Linked DNA regions of Homo sapiens: region 1 is linked to region 2. A link is a loop called in an ENCODE intact Hi-C map of the cell type or tissue named here. Cell type or tissue: PC-3. All regions are shown on one strand.

The links. A loop is a pair of places that touch in the nucleus more often than their neighbours do. Peaks named below come from ENCODE experiments on the same cell type or tissue, not always from the same donor. Only the 100,000 strongest peaks of a DNase experiment are listed, where the experiment ranks them.
Region 1: a loop joins it to region 2, with 3 times the contacts of the local background. A loop is called at or near these places in 1 of 110 quality-filtered maps.

The regions. Positions count from the first base shown.
Region 1 is chrX:132,627,457-132,635,456 of GRCh38, forward strand. HS6ST2 (heparan sulfate 6-O-sulfotransferase 2) reads right to left here. Exons shown (of 5, transcript NM_001394073.1): 5 at 1-1,637. The coding sequence ends at 767. Among named protein-coding and RNA genes, the nearest start is that of HS6ST2-AS1, 36 kb to the right of the region's middle. In PC-3, CTCF peaks have their summits at 4,353 (motif pointing left) and 4,555; no DNase peak of the experiment used is centred here.
Region 2 is chrX:132,944,198-132,952,197 of GRCh38, forward strand. All of the region lies in intron 2 of HS6ST2 (heparan sulfate 6-O-sulfotransferase 2), which reads right to left. Among named protein-coding and RNA genes, the nearest start is that of HS6ST2, 10 kb to the right of the region's middle. In PC-3, a CTCF peak has its summit at 4,867 (motif pointing right); no DNase peak of the experiment used is centred here; H3K4me3 peaks cover 482 bases; H3K27ac peaks cover 3,369 bases.

The sequences.
Region 1 (8,000 bases), 320 kb before region 2:
CTGAAAGCGCCTGGAAATTAGATCTTTACATTGGTATTTCATTTTGAAAAAAAGGTGTTTTGTTTAATGTGAGATACACCCTGTGTAAAACCTTTAAACAGTAGAAGGTAGAAAAAGTTTAAAATTTTAAACATCTCTTAAATATCAAGATATGAGTCCTGTTCTTGAAAAGCCAATATTTTGACATAAAACTACCCATGTTTGGAGAGGAATTTTTTATTTTCTACAGCTCGGTAAGATTCACCATCAGTTGTTATTCTATTTAAATAGATTCCTTGTTAAAATCAGAAGAAAATAAAAGGTTTTATGTTTCATTTTAGTTGCTTTATGTTTATACTTATTCTCACCCCTGGAAAAAATATTTGATTCCAAGATTGGGTTTTAACAGTGTATCATGAATAATTTAAAGTCCATTTCTTAGCCATAAGTTAAATGGTCACATTTTATGTTTTCACTTTGTCTCCATAACTAATTTAAGAACTTCTTAAAATATCTAAACAGCAATTTCTGGTGAGTCTGGTTTGGCTTTCGGATTTCATATTTAGTCCAACCCCAAAAAGACAATTTAATTCCATATTGAGATTTGTTTTACCTACACACAGTATAACACTGAATTGAAAGGCAACTGTAAAGGCAACATCTAAACTTTTTTTTAAAACTTCCCCAATGAAGGAAGCAGGATGTGTTTGGACACTTTCATCTTTTAAGCTATGCCATCTTTTCAGTGGCGCTTTGGGAGAAGTATGTACAGGCCTTTTTGAGCCATTTAACGCCATTTCTCTACACTGCCTATGTAGTCGTTGGTGCCATTGCTGGTGTTATCATTCTGCTCCTTGCCTGAGTTCTGCTTCGGGCTTTCCCGGTTCTCCTTCTGGCTCAAACTCTGAGTCAGATTCTGCATCAGATTCTGAGTCAGGTTCTGATTGGCATTCGGATTTGGGTTCTGACTCTGATTCTGATTCGGATTCTGGCTCTGGCCCTGACCCTGGCTCTGGAAATGGGTCTGAAGGAGCCTTCCCTTCAGAAATTTGCGTTGTTCCTGACGCTTTCGCCTGGCCTCCTGATGCTCTTTCTGCCTCATAAACTGATACCTCTGCAAAAAAAGGTCTTTGGCATAGCTGTACAACTCCATATCCAGAAAATTCAGTCCCTCAATACGCTTTTGAATTTCCTCATTGATCTCTACACTAGAGGCCCTAGTGGTATTATACTGGGTAAATGGCGAAATAAAGTTCATGTTGAAGGTTTTCTCAAACAGATATTGGGTCTTCCGCTGAAACTCAGTGAGGCCGAAGAACGCCATGTGCTTCAGATTTGACTTGGCACTTTCCAGAAGGACCTTGTTTCTTTGCTTTTCAGGCATGACAGAGAGGTTGTAGCAGCCTACCAGGGTCAGGTCGGAGAGCATGCGCACCTGGCGGTTGTTGGCTAGATTGTAGGGACAGTCCATAAACTCTTTGAGGGGGCAGCCAGACCAGTCATCGCCAGTGTAGCAGCTGGGCAGCTCTTCGGAGGTTGGAGGCCTTCCATCGCAGACATGCAGGGATGCTTTCCATGTTGCCCCTCTCTGGACATGCCTCCACTCACTCAAGTACCGGGACACTGGGTCTCGGAGGATGGTGATGTAGTGGAAGTTCCTATGGATGAAGCACAAAAACCAACAGTCAGAGATATGGGCGAAATAAGTGGAGTCATGGAGGTACATGGCATATGTGGTGTTCACTGGCTAAAAAGGAAGGCAAAGCAAAAATGACAGGGATCTGATGGCATTTGTCCTGTAAACTGTACTGCAGTCCCCTCTCTGAGTCTCACTAGCCTAGAGATAGCTAATTTTTTCAACCAATTTGCTGATACTTCAGCTAAAACAGGTATGAAAAGGTTAGATTCCAGACATTGACCTTGTCATGCTTCACTCCCGTTCGTTCCCCCTTCCCCTCTTTTTCTCCCTCTCTAACCAAAGACAAAATCTTCCCAATGACACCATTGGCTAACTAGGCAACCACTTTATTTCATGCCCCCCACTCTAAACCATTTAGTGATCATGAAATGGAGACTCATTGGAAGCACATACTTTATTGGAGTGAAATGGAGTTGACAAGTGGGTTCAAATTCGAATCTTATTAAATATGCAATAGCATTTTTTCTAATATCCAGTCTAATCTGCATATCTTTTTGTTTTTAAAAAACTCATTAAAAGAGTGTATGATATGATACTCTTGATTCTGGCTGTTGTCATATTATGGCTCATACATTATGGAAGTGGAATGTAGAGATAGGCAGAGTAGCCCAGGGCCTCCAGCAATAAACGCTGTGGTTAGTCACTGACTGAAATAGACATGGTAGCTGCCAATGGCATGTATGCAAGCTACTACCTTGGTTTCCACCTTTGCTCCTATGATAATATTCCCAGGATAGGAAACTTAACTCTATCAGCAGCTTCAAAATGTCCCTTTTCCTTATCTACTAAAAGGGCACGTGGATGTCAGCAAGTGTGGAGGCTTTGCTGTATGGCTGTCTTCTCTTTAGGGCTTCAAACAAAGTTCTTTGCTCAAATAGCAGACTAGCAAACATTTAAACCACATGTTAACACACTCACACCATACATGGTAGGCACACGCCCCAGAAACATCAAGTCCATGATACAATCAGGCATACTTAAGGAGAGAACCGTGTCATTGTGCTTTTCATGAGAAATGGGTTACCACTCAGGTACAGAAGATGAAGGACGAGGCCACAGAAGGGCATATTGTGGAAAGAAAGCAACAATAAACATTGAATATTAGCATTTAGCTTCTTAAAGGAAACCCGGAGAATGGCTTGCAACTTTTCTGAAATATTCATTCCCATCTGAGGGAGTGGTTGTTCTCTACACATACATGAGGAGCCACAGGGAACCTGCTCAGCCACCTGCTTAACTGAATATTGGCTGATGTTCATTGAGGAAACGTTTCTCCCAACTGGGGCTTCCATCACCTCAGGCATCCTGAAATCTATCTCCTATGCCTCTATCCTGTACATGGTGCTTGCTCTGCCTGCCATGATCTTCCCTCTTTGGCTGGAAAATTCTACTCATCCTTCAATACCAGTTCAAGTACCATCTCTTTTGTGAAAAAATGTACCCCACTCTGTGTTGCCAGTTATCATTTCTTCCTCTGTGTTGCCATAGCACTTCTATACTTAGCCTTTGTTAAAATATTTGTGATACTGGGGCTGGGCACGGTGGCTCATGCCTGTAATCCCAGCAGTTTGGGAGGCTGAGGTGGGTGGGTTGCTTGAGGTAAGGAGTTTGAGACCAGCCTGGACAACACGGTGAAACCCCATCTGTTAAAAATACAAAAATTAGCCAGGTGTGGTTGTGCGCTCCCGTAATCCTAGCTACTCAGGAGGCTGAGGCACGAGAATCACTTGAACCCAGGAGACGGAGGTTGCAGTGAGCTGTGGTTGTGCCACTGCATTTCAGCCTGAGCAATAGAGTGAGACCCTACCCCTCCACCCCACTGCCTCCCCCAAAAATGTGTGATACTGAATTACAATTAATTGTTTATATTTCCACTTAAACTATGTTTTCAAGGACAGGGGCTCTGTCCTATTCTTCTATATAGCCCTCATCCCATCCATTCCAGCTTTGTACATTGGCCTTCATCCCTGGCATAAAGCAGAATCTCAGTAACTTCTTTAACTGCTTACTTGATGAACTATCCTGGGGAAGAGGAAGGAGAGAGCTAGGGACATGCCTCATGACATAAAAACTCTGGATAATCTTCTAAGTGCCTTGCAAAAAATCACAGGAAGGTTTTTCTTAAAATAAATCACTTTATATATTTTTTCAGGAAGAAACAAGCATTGGGCACAGGAGAAGCATCTGGGAGTGAGGATGGAAAAGGGGCCAAGAGCACTTTCACTTGTCTCACTACTTTCCCTAGGACCTGATCTTGTTGGTGCCACTAAAATTCATCTCTATGAGAAGCCACTGCTAAAGAGTAGCAGCTTTTGTTCTCCAGTAGCCTTTACCAACAAAGATGACTACTAAAGCCCTGGGTTCCCTCCTTCCACTCCTAGCTTTAGTACTCATCCATTCAGTGCATACTTATTGAGCCTTTATGCTAGCCCTGAGGCAACAGTTTAGTGGCAATTAGTCTGATTATTTGGAAAAAAAAAAAAAGAAATTTATTAAGGTCTGTGACACATTTGGATTAACCTTTCAACCAGCTTTTCCAGGCATGCATTGTAATGGGGGCTGCTCGGTGTTCTAACCCCCCAAAATGGAGTCACCTTCATGCTTAGCTGGAAGTCTTCTTGCCCTAACTTCTTGTATTGGTTTAAGCCTACAGTGACATCTTCTGGTAAATATTAAGAGTGCACCACAGTGGAAGTCTGCAGCTCTCCTTCCTAAACATTGTTCCTAGCCTTTCAGAGCAAATACATCCCAACCACCAGGGTTAATGACACAATCAATGTTTCATAAGCACCACCCCTACCCCAACATGGATAGAGAGAAGGCAACACAGAGACAGACTTTCAGAGAGGGTCTCTCATGTTGTGGGTGTGTGGATCCAGTATGCATTCAACTTGAAGGTCACCTAGTGCCCTTAAGAAATACGGACAGCCCAACGTAGGCAGCCTCAGTGTCTACACTGTAGGGATTTTCACTGCAGCAGAGAAGTTAGAGGGGCACACACATACACACACTGCTGCCTTGGTGATAACAGCCACCTAGACTCATATGACAAAACCTGCAGAGATTCAGTGAGTGTCAACAGCCCCCTTCTTCCAGGGCAAATAGCCTTGGGGACCCAGAATGCCTCAACTGAAAGCACTTGATGCTGCTTAGAAATATTCCATGTGTAGAAAGAAAGAAAGATCTGCTGAAGGGTAGGTGTCCAGGGTCCAGGGGTCTCCTGAATTTCATGGTGTGTTGGAAGTAGGAAGGCAGGTAAAGATAACACCTTGGAGGTTATGTCAGAAAAAGAATCCAGGATGCTCATTATATCCAAGGAAGAGCTTTTAGGGCAATATCAGAGAAGCACGCTGGGGAATGCAGCTGGGGTCGGGGGCAAACAGAGACATGGCCAGTTTTCCCTCAGTGGTCAGGTCAGGTCAAGACTTGCTTAGTCTTGGCACCTAATGTGTGCCTGGCACTATGGCAGGCACTGGGGATACAGACAGGGATAAGACATGGAAACCCGGGGAAAGTGTTTCAATTGTGTGTGCCATGAATGCTTGGAGCAAGTGCAGGGTATGATTAAAAAAAAACACCTCACACTGATTTCTAACCTAGCCTAAAGATAAGACAAGGGTTTCTGCAGCTTTATTTTGAAAAACAAGAATTAGATGAGGCAACTGGGCACGGTGGCTCACACCTGTAATTCCAGCACTTTGGGAGGCCAAGGTGGGCAGATCACTTGAACCCAATAGTTCAAGACCAGCCTGAACAACATGGTGAAACCCTGTCTCTGCAAAAAATAGAAAAATTAGTGGGCGTGGTGGTGCACACCTGTAGTCTCAGCTACTAGGGAGGCTGAGGCGAGAGGATCACTTGAGCCTAGGAGGTAGAAGCTGCAGTGCACCATGGTATCACCACTGCACTCCAGCCTGGGTGACAGAGTGTGAGACTCCATCTCAAAAAAAAAAAAAAAAAAATGAGTCAAGGAGAGAGGAAAGGAGTATGAGACAGAAGGATCAGCATGAGCAGAGGCACAGAGGCATAAACCAGCCTATTGTGCAAGAGAAACGTGCATCAAAAAACCTCCCGGGGAGTGAAGGAGTAGTGGCAGGAATTGAAGATGGAGAGGGAGCCCAGGACCTGGTTGTGAAAGGCCACAGATGCCATATTAAAGCATTCAAAGTTAATTCTGCAGGCAACAGAGAGGCTTTGAAGGGCTTTAAGCAGGGGAATGACATGATGAGGTCTGTGTTTTAGAAAGATCATTATGTATATGAAGATGAAATTCGTGAAGTTAGTTAAGAGGCCACTGCAGAAGACAAGGCAAAAGAGAAGGAGGAGCAGACTAGAGAAATATTTAGCGGGTAAAAGTGACAAAAGGGATTCGGGGGAGAAAGAGGAGGAGGACTTAAGGATGCCTCCTAGAGCTCTGGAGGAAGGACTGAGGTGCCTGCGGGACATCTGAGTAGAGTTGAATGAACAGATCTGGCACTCAGAGAGCAACCTGGGCTGAAGATAAGGTACGGAGTGGTCAGCACAAAGTGGTAATTTCCAGACCATCATGGTCTATTTAGGGACCTTTTTAAAATTCCACTTGTGTGGCTTCAGATATTCGAAGACAGCATTTACCCCAGGGCTTCTCTTCTTTATGCTAAAAATGGTTTTCAACTATTCTCTATATAGCTTCAAGGCCCCGCTATCCTGTTGTCTGCCTGCAAGTGCATTCCACTTTATTGGAACATGGCCTGCTAAGCACGATCTGACAAGCAACAAGAAGGGACAGCCTATCACCTTCCTCATTCTTGACACCATTTCTCTTAATGTGGCCTCAGATCACATGGACCATTTTGGCGGCCACACCACACCACTGATACACAGTAAGCTCAATTGTTTCATACTTTCACATATATGCCACGCTGGAACGCAATCTATATTGTCAGGAACTGATGCAGTGTATTTGTGGCCCTGTTTAATCTCTTCTTGATGGAGGAAATCTAAGCCTGTCAAAAGACATCTACATTCTGATTATATCCCCCAATATCTTCACCATACTTTCCTGTTCCTGTTGGCAATGCCTGGATTCAGGCATTGATCAAAACAGAGCAAGATGCAGGTGAGAGCAAGTCTCTGATAGTTGCTGGAAATCTTTCTTCAGGTTGACATGAAACTGAAGGGTGCCGCTGAATGGACTGACTGAATTTTAACTGAATGAGGCCAGTTCAGCCCCAGGAAAATCATACGCCACCTGTTTCACTTAGTAGTAATTGGACAGGACTTTCTTGTGACCAAATGTATCACCTAATTAAAATGACAAGGTGTCACATTTTTAAATTGGAGCCATGACTCCCCATTGGGTTACATGGGTTAATTGAATGGCTGATTGGTGCTTCTGTATGCCCATGGTGACTTTACAGGCACTACACAGTTAAAGGTTTACCACCTTCTACTGAATGACAGTTCTCTGGGTGGCCTTGGACCAACACAATACTCCCCTCATTCTTGCTTGTCATTCTTAAGAATAACTGTAGAATGTGCTGGGAGTGCAGTATCCTGAGATAGGGAGGAACTGCCTGAAACAGCAAAAGCCTTGTTCCAGTCCTTCCTGGAGAATCTAACATCTTGAGATAGGGAGGAACTGCCTGGGACAGCCCAGCCTTTGTTCCTTTCTCTCAGAAGCAGGATGTCCTTCAAAGCTTTGCTAAATGAGTCACATGGCCCCTGAGGTATATAACTCAGGAAAGGCTGCCTTTTGGGGTCTCTCAGCTATGGTGCAAGTGAGGCATGCTTAATCGAGACTCATTCACCCAGGCAGCTTTCTTGAGTCTTGGGAAACCATCTCACAGTGGATCCTAGGCTTCTTTTGTCCCTTGCTGCCTATCTGTAAGTAATAAACCCACTTCATGTAACTTGTTGCTTATGAGTGTGTTCTGTCTCACCAAACCCATAGAAGTTTATAAACAATGCACAGTGAACCTGCTTTGTGTCTACAAGTTTAGGCCAACTTTTTCCTGTCACTGATAAGCAATTGTCGAAATAATAGCAACAAATGAAAGAGTTGTCCAAGCAAGAAACCAAAGGGCCATCCTTGACTCCTCTAATCTCCCCTCACTACTAAGAGCTAAACATTCGCTTAAGTCCTTTCCAGTTTCTAATAGCTCTGAAATCCATCCTTTGCACCACTGCCTGGGGTCAGGCCTTCATCACTTCTCTACTAAAACATTGCAGTAGCATCCCGTCCTACTCTTCAGGTCTCCAGTCCCATGCCACTTCCACACCCCCAGATGGCACATACCTGACCTGTCATTCCCTAATTAAGCCCTCCCAATGGCTCCCTATC
Region 2 (8,000 bases):
ATTCTTATACACCAATAACATACAGAGAGCCAAATCATGAGTGAACTCCCATTCACAACTGCCTCAAAGAGAATAAAATACCTAGGAATCCAACTTACAAGGGAAGTGAAGGACCTCTTCAAGGAGAACTACAAACCACTGCTCGATGAAACAAGAGGACACAAACAAATGGAAGAACATTCCATGCTCATGGATAGGAAGAATCAATATTGTGAAAACGGCCGTACTGCCCAAGGTAATTTATAGATTCAATGCCATCCCCATCAAGCTACCAATGACTTTCTTCACAGAATTGGAAAAAACTACTTTAAAGTTCATATGGAACCAAAAAAGAGCTCACATTGCCAAGTCAATCCTAAGCCAAAAGAACAAAGCTGGAGGCATCACGCTACCTGACTTCAAACTATACTACAAGGCTACAGTAACCAAAACAGCATGGTACTGCTGCCAAAACAGAGATATAGACCAATGGAACAGAACAGAGCCCTCAGAAATAATACCACACATCTACAACCATCTGATCTTTGACAAACCTGACAAAAACAAGAAATGGGGAAAGGATTCCCTATTTAATAAATGGTGCTGGGAAAACTGGCTAGCCATATGTAGAAAGCTGAAACTGGATCCCTTCCTTACACCTTATACAAAAATTAATTCAAGATGGATTAAAGACTTAAATGTTAGACCTAAAACCATAAAAACCCTAGAAGAAAGCCTAGGCAATACCATTCAGGACATAGGCATGGGCAAGGACTTCATGTCTAAAACACCAAAAGCAATGACAACAAAAGCCAAAATTCACAAATGATATCTAATTAAACTCAAGAGCGTCTGCACAGCAAAAGAAACTACCATCAGAGTGAACAGGCAACCTACAGAATGGGGGAAAATTTTTGCAATCTAGCCATCTGACAAAGGGCTAATATCCAGAATCTACAAAGAACTCAAACAGATTTACAAGAAAAAAACAAACAAACCCATCAACAAGTGGGCAAAGGATATGAACAGGCACTTCTTAAAAGAAGACATTTATGCAGCCAAAAGACACATGAAAAAATGCTCATCATCACTGGCCATCAGAGAAATGCAAATCAAAACCACAATGAGATACCATCTCACACCAGTTAGAATGGCGATCATTAAAAAGTCAAGAAACAACAGGTGCTGGAGAGGATGTGGAGAAACAGGAACACTTTTACACTGTTGCTGGGACTGTAAACTGGTTCAACCATTGTGGAAGTCAGTGTGGCGATTCCTCAGGGATCTAGAACTAGAAATACCATTTGACGCAGCCATCCCATTACTGGGTATATACCCAAAGGATTATAAATCATGCTGCCATAAAGACACATGCACACATATATTTATTGCGGCATTAGTCACAATAGCAAAGACCTGGAACCAACCCAAATGTCCAATGATGACAGACTGGATTAAGAAAATGTGGCACATATACACCATGGAATACTATGCAGCCATAAAAAATGATGAGTTCATGTCCTTTGCAGGGACATGGATGAAGCTGGAAACCATCATTCTCAGCAAAGTATCCCAAGGACAAAAAACCAAACATCACATCACTCATAGGTGGTAATTGAACAACAAGAACACTTGGACACAGGAAGGGGGGCATCACACACTGGGGATTGTTGTGGGGTGGGGGGAGGGGGGAGGGATAGCATTAGGAGATATACCTAATGTAAATGATGAGTTAATGGGTGCAGCACACCAACATGGCACATGTATACATATGTAACAAACCTGCACGTTGTGCACATGTACCCTAGCACTTAAAGTGTAATAATTAAAAAAGAAATGAAAAAATGCTCATCGTCACTGGCCTTCAGAGAAATGCAAATCAAAACCACAATGAGATACCATCTCACACCAGTTAGAATGGCGATCATTAAAATTTCAGGAAACAACAGGTGTTGGAGAGGATGTGGAGAAATAGGAACACTTTTACACTGTTGGTGGGTCTGTAAACTAGTTCAACCATTGTGGAAGACAGTGTGGTGATTCCTCAAGGATCTAGAACTAGAAATACCGTTTGACCCAGCCATCCCATTACTGGGTATATACCCAAAGGATTATAAATCATGCTGCTATAAAGACACATGCACACATTTATTGTGACACTATTCACAATAGCAAAGTCTTGGAACCAACCCAAATGTCCATCATTGATAGACTGGACTAAGAAAATTTGGCACATATATGCCATGGAATACTATGCAGCCATAAAAAGGATGAGTTCATGTCCTTTGTAGGAACATGGATGAAGCTGGAAACCATCATTCTCAGCAAACTATCCCAAGGACAGAAAACCAAACACCGCATGTTCTCATTCATAGGTGGGAATTGAACAATGACAACACTTGGACACAGGGTGGGGAACATCACACACTGGGGCCTGTCATGGGGTGAGGGGAGGCGGGAGGGATAGCATTAGGAGATGTACCTAATGTAAATGATGAGTTAATGGGTGCAGCACACCAACATGGCACATGTATACATATGTAATAAACCTGCACGTTGTGCACATGTACCCTAGAACTTAAAGTATATATTAAAAAATCTACCTCAGAGGGTTGTCGTGAGAATTAAATGAGAAAATATATAATATGCTCCTTGCACAGGACCTGTCTCAATAGGTACCCCAAAATAGTAATAGATCTTCTTGGAAAATAAGGCCAAGTTACCTGGGTCAAACTACCTAAGTCTTGGAGTTCTTCACTTTTGTATGTCAATTAAGAAATGTTATGTGGTCGGTGAAGGATTGGTAATACTTACAAATATAGCAAACTACTAACGTTCCTTCACACGCACTCAGGTTTAACACAACACCCAATGTCTAAGCACTGCATATGATCAGATAGTATGGTCTACAAGATAATTCATTCACTGAAGTTTTTCAAGAGTAATTTTAGGGCTCAGTATATGGTCTATTTTCAAAAGTGTTTCATATGCACTTGTGTGTGTATTCTTCCAATTGGGTGCAGATTTTATATATATATATGTGTGTGTGTGTGCGTGTATGTGTGTGTATGTGTGTATTTTAGATGTATATGTATATGTGTGTGTGTATATATATATACCCATTATATTGAGTTTGTTAATCATGTTGTTCAAATCCTCTGTATCCTTATTCATTTTTTGTTCATTTTACCTATCAATTTCTGAAAAAAAATCAGATTTTATAATTTCTGCTTTTAGCTCTGCCAACTTTTGCTTTATACGTTTCAAACTTATGGTATTAAGCATATGCAAGTTTAGAATTGTTATCTGAAAAAAAAACTGAACTGTTAATCATTACACAGTGATCTGTTTATGCCCAATAATGGTTCTACCTTAAAGTCTGTTTTGTCTGATATCAACATAGCCACATCAGTTTACTTCTGGCTAGTGTTTGCATAGTGTACCTATTCCAATCCTTTTTGTGTGCTTTATGTTCTTATGTTTTACCTTTGTCTCTTATACACAGCATATAGCTGGATTTTTTATTTTCATCCATTGTGATAATCTAGGTCTTAACTGGTGAGTTTAGTCAACTCCTATTTATTGTAATAACTGAAGAGTTGGCTGCCATGATCAAAGAGCCCTTTAAAAGTATTTCTGGGTTGTATGATGTAACTTGGTCCCCCTAGTCAATTTCTAAATACTCTTGCTTGCATTGACTCTCCTGTAGTAAGTTAGCAAAAACCCAAGGATCTTTATGAGTAAATTGAAGCTAATACTATACTGAAGATTTGCAGTTATTAGTACAGTTATGGGAGAAAGTCAATTAATGCAAGGAATGGTGCACACAGGCCTAATCCATTTGAGGTAAATCAATACACCGCACATTTCAATTGCTCTGTATTCGCACAGAACAGTGCATGGAAGCAACTCATTAGAACTAAACTCTTCATAAGAAACAGACCAATTCTCTCAGACTCACTAGGGCATCTCCACTAGTAAAATTTAAAAAGCAATCAAACTGAATAAGAAGTCCTCTTTGCAGACACTTACATTGGGGAAGAACAAGATTCTTGACAATTCAGAGTAAATGAAGTGCAAATTATTCTCTTATAATATAACTCAGAATTGAAGCTTAAATTGTGACTGAAAAAGAGCCCACAGTTTAATCAGAAAAATACATTTATTGATAATTCCCATGAGCTCCTATTTGATACATTTATATCATAGGATAACAAGTTCGAAACTATTGCCAAGTTATAAATATGGAATTTATGCACAATTTGCATGTATTAAATTGTATTTTGAATCGGCGTGTGTGCCTATATTTGAATATTTATAATATTCCAGAAAAAGCACAGTGGAATGTGCAAGACAGATTTATTTAGTGTAATGCTCTGAAATGTGTCAAAGTCTTCAGCACAGTTTTTAGAGGCAAAATGGCAGAAATAACAAATGGGATGCAATAAGACCAACTGAATAATCTGCAAAGTTCAATACCTAGTAAATGAGAAAAGCTCTTTTGCCAATAAATATTTTACTAAAGTTTAGACAAATATTTATCTAAGCTTACAAGGACACTGTTTTAGAGGACATACGCCATTAAGTGGATTATTCATTATCCTTTAATGGAAAGGGGGAAATTCCCATCCATACATCTCTTTTTAAACTCAGTGACTAAATACCTCATTTCATGTGTCACAGAATGTTAATATTAGCTTTTCAACTGTGAGGGACATTCTTTACACTGTCAAAACAACTTGTACCTACGGTGTAGTTTCAGTGGAGTTTCAACAATAAGATTATGCACCTCACTATATGTGCATAGAGTGGTCCCTCAGATATTGGAATAGTTGGACAATGACATTTCTAATCAACTTTATTTATGGTTAACTGGGGGTAATACTCTTATGCAGTGAAACTTCTCTAGGGGGCGCTGCTTAGCAAAGTGAACTCTCCTTTTCTGCTGGACGAGAGCAACACATACACTAACTGATCTAAGCTCCCAGTTATGGATGTTTAGAACTATAGCCCTTTACCAACCCCAAGATTTTAACTCTTCCAGCCAGACCATCAGCCCTGGTGTCAACTCACTAAGAAAGAAGCTCATGGAGATCCAAAGTCCAGACTATCTCGGATGGCTCTGGCTGAGCAGAATAAGCTTTATATTTCCAACTGTGTACCACTATTAACTTCCTGTTCCATATAATTTATAAATTAAAATTTATAATTTATAAATGAGAAAGAAACAATAGCAATTCACTCAAGTAGCTCTATACCATACTGGTATAAAAAGAGTTCCATGCATTGTGTGGGAATATGATAAAAGTCAGTTATCGAAAATCAGCAGCCAATGTCTGACTCATCACCTCTGCCTTTCAGGGTGAGGGTTTATTAGGGCTGAGGCTACTCTCCTCATTAAAGGCTCCCAGGATATCAAGAGGCTAATGAAATAACCAGCCAGGAACCAAAAAAGTAGACCTGTGTGCAATTAATCACAGCTTAGTAAAACATTATTTTAAAAATTGTTAATGCTTATTGTTATTATATAAGTAATGTAGACTCAAAGAAAACTCAAAACCTTCAGAAAAGCAGAATAAGAAAATAAATCACTAATAGATCTATTTATATTCTATTATTTTTTTCTTCCAGTCTCTGTCTTTTATGCTTAGATTTGGGAGGGGTAGGAGATGATTTCTCTCGCTCGCTCGCTCGCTATCTTTTTTTCTTTAATATAATTGTAGTCGTACTGGGTCCATAATTTTCTATCTCTTTTTCTCTTAGCATTAAATCACTAGCAATTTTCCATGCTCTATCAAAGGACATTTAAGTGGTTTTGTAATAATCTTTCAAGTGGATGTACTGAGATTTCTTGAACCATTCTTCTCCATGTGGATGTTCAGATTGTTTCCAATTTGTTGCACTTATGATAACTCCAGTTAGTCTCCTAGTATGTGTTCTCATAGCATCCTGTACTTTTCCCCCATGGCACTTCATATAATTTTAAGTAATTGATAATTTGTTTTCTGTCTATCTTTCCCACTCCTACGAAGGCAGGGACCACATCTACCTGGTTCTTCCCGGTAACCCCAGCACATAGCACAGGGATACCAGATACTCAATAAATATTTGCTGAATCAATAAATAAATGAGTGAATGAATGAAAGCATGTATAAAAGTATGTTTTTCTGCAAAATCCCAGAAAAGAAATTATGGGTCATAGAAATAAATATTTTTATATTCTGTGTTTACACTATTTATTTCCAAAAAGATCATTCAAGTTACATTCCCACTGACAATGTATGAGAATTTTGATATTTACCATGCCCTTGTCAGCACTGTCTACTTTTTTTGTTTGGTGGTGATATATGTTGGGTTTTGCTTTGTTTGTTTGTTTGTTTTAATCAGGGTTAGAGAGGCAAAAAAAGTATTCTATGTTTAAATGTGCATTTCTTTAGTACCAGTGAAATAAAACAGTTTTTCCATGTCTGCAAACTAGTTGGGGGTCCTATGTTGTAAATTGTCTGGTCATGTCCTTTGATTCTCTAATCAGCTCGTGAGAGTTCTTTGTACAGTAAAGATTTCAACTTTGTGTCTGTTGTAATTGTGCATATTATTACCAGTTTGAAACCTTTTCGTTTTGGCTTTTTTTTGACAGATAAGCATATCTTATTCTTATGTAATCATAACTATTGATCTTTTTTCCTTTATTCAAACATCCTTTTCCTTGGCTAAGAGTCCCATATGTGAATTGCAGCTATCACTTAAATAACAACGCCAATTGTGAATTCAGATTAACTGGGTCCACAGATTCCCACATATAATGTACGATGGAGCCCTAACCTGCCCCAGAGCCCCAGTTGTCACCTCCTTATAAGTCCTGTCCACTAGAAATCTAGGCAACAGGAACCAGTCATGACTTCTTAGTACTCTCCAGCCCGAACCAGATCCCCTTCTCAACCTCTCTGTTTTGGTGGCTGGTACCACCTACATTCCAGACTAGATATCAGGGAGATAGCTTTACCTAGACTCCGACCTTTATTTACTTTCATGGTGTTTTTGCACTCTTTCCATCCAAGAGCTTCTCATACTTACTGGGGTTCCTCATTGCCATTCAAGTCCTCCACAGTGGAGCCTAACCCCATCTACTTCCCTAACCATTATTACTCCAAGCATGAACCTTTCGGGTCTGGCCAGACCTGCCTAGGTGAGGTTGCTGGACCTCAAAAGGTCATGAGGACTCCGTGCCCACCCACAATGCCTCCTTTCTTCTTAATACAACTCTCCTACTCCCAGAGGCCTTCTCAAAAGGATGTCTCCTTTTTCTGGCCTGTTCCTCATACTTTAGAAAGGAAAGGGCCCTGGAAAGCATGTCATTTAAATCTCCAATTTTATAGATAAGACACTGAGACCAAGGGAAGGAAAAGGGCCTGTCCAAAATCTAAATTTCCTCTCCCAGCACCTGTCTACATGACATAGTCCTGCACTTCACATGCTAATCTTTATGGACTTGAGGCTGAAGATGGTTATCTTGGCTTTTTTGGTTTCTTCTTGGCTCTAATCTCCCCACAACTGCTAGCACCATGCCAGAGACATAATAGTTACTCCATCTGCTTTGCCGATTAGACCCAAACTACAACATAACAGATGGACTTTTGTCTATTTTTTGTATATTCTGGTAAATGTATGACATTTTAAAGACATTATTGATTTTCAAATTGTTTTCAAACAAAATCCATTTTTTAATTAAATATCTAAAGTACTAAATTGTTCTGTTCTACCATAAGCTCTGTGAGACAGAGAATGATGTCTCTTCCCTGGAATATAATGAACAGTTTCACAAAATCTTGCTTAATGAATGACAGAAAAAAACGGATGGCTATTCTTTTAATGTCATTACATACTACCTCAGTTGATGACTGATATCCATGAAAGACAAGCTCTAGCATTTTAATTGCCCCATAGCACTGATCTAAAATTATTATTAAGTGATGTTAATTCTGAATAGCCTTTTGTACTACCTGAGAACTTACAGCTTTGTA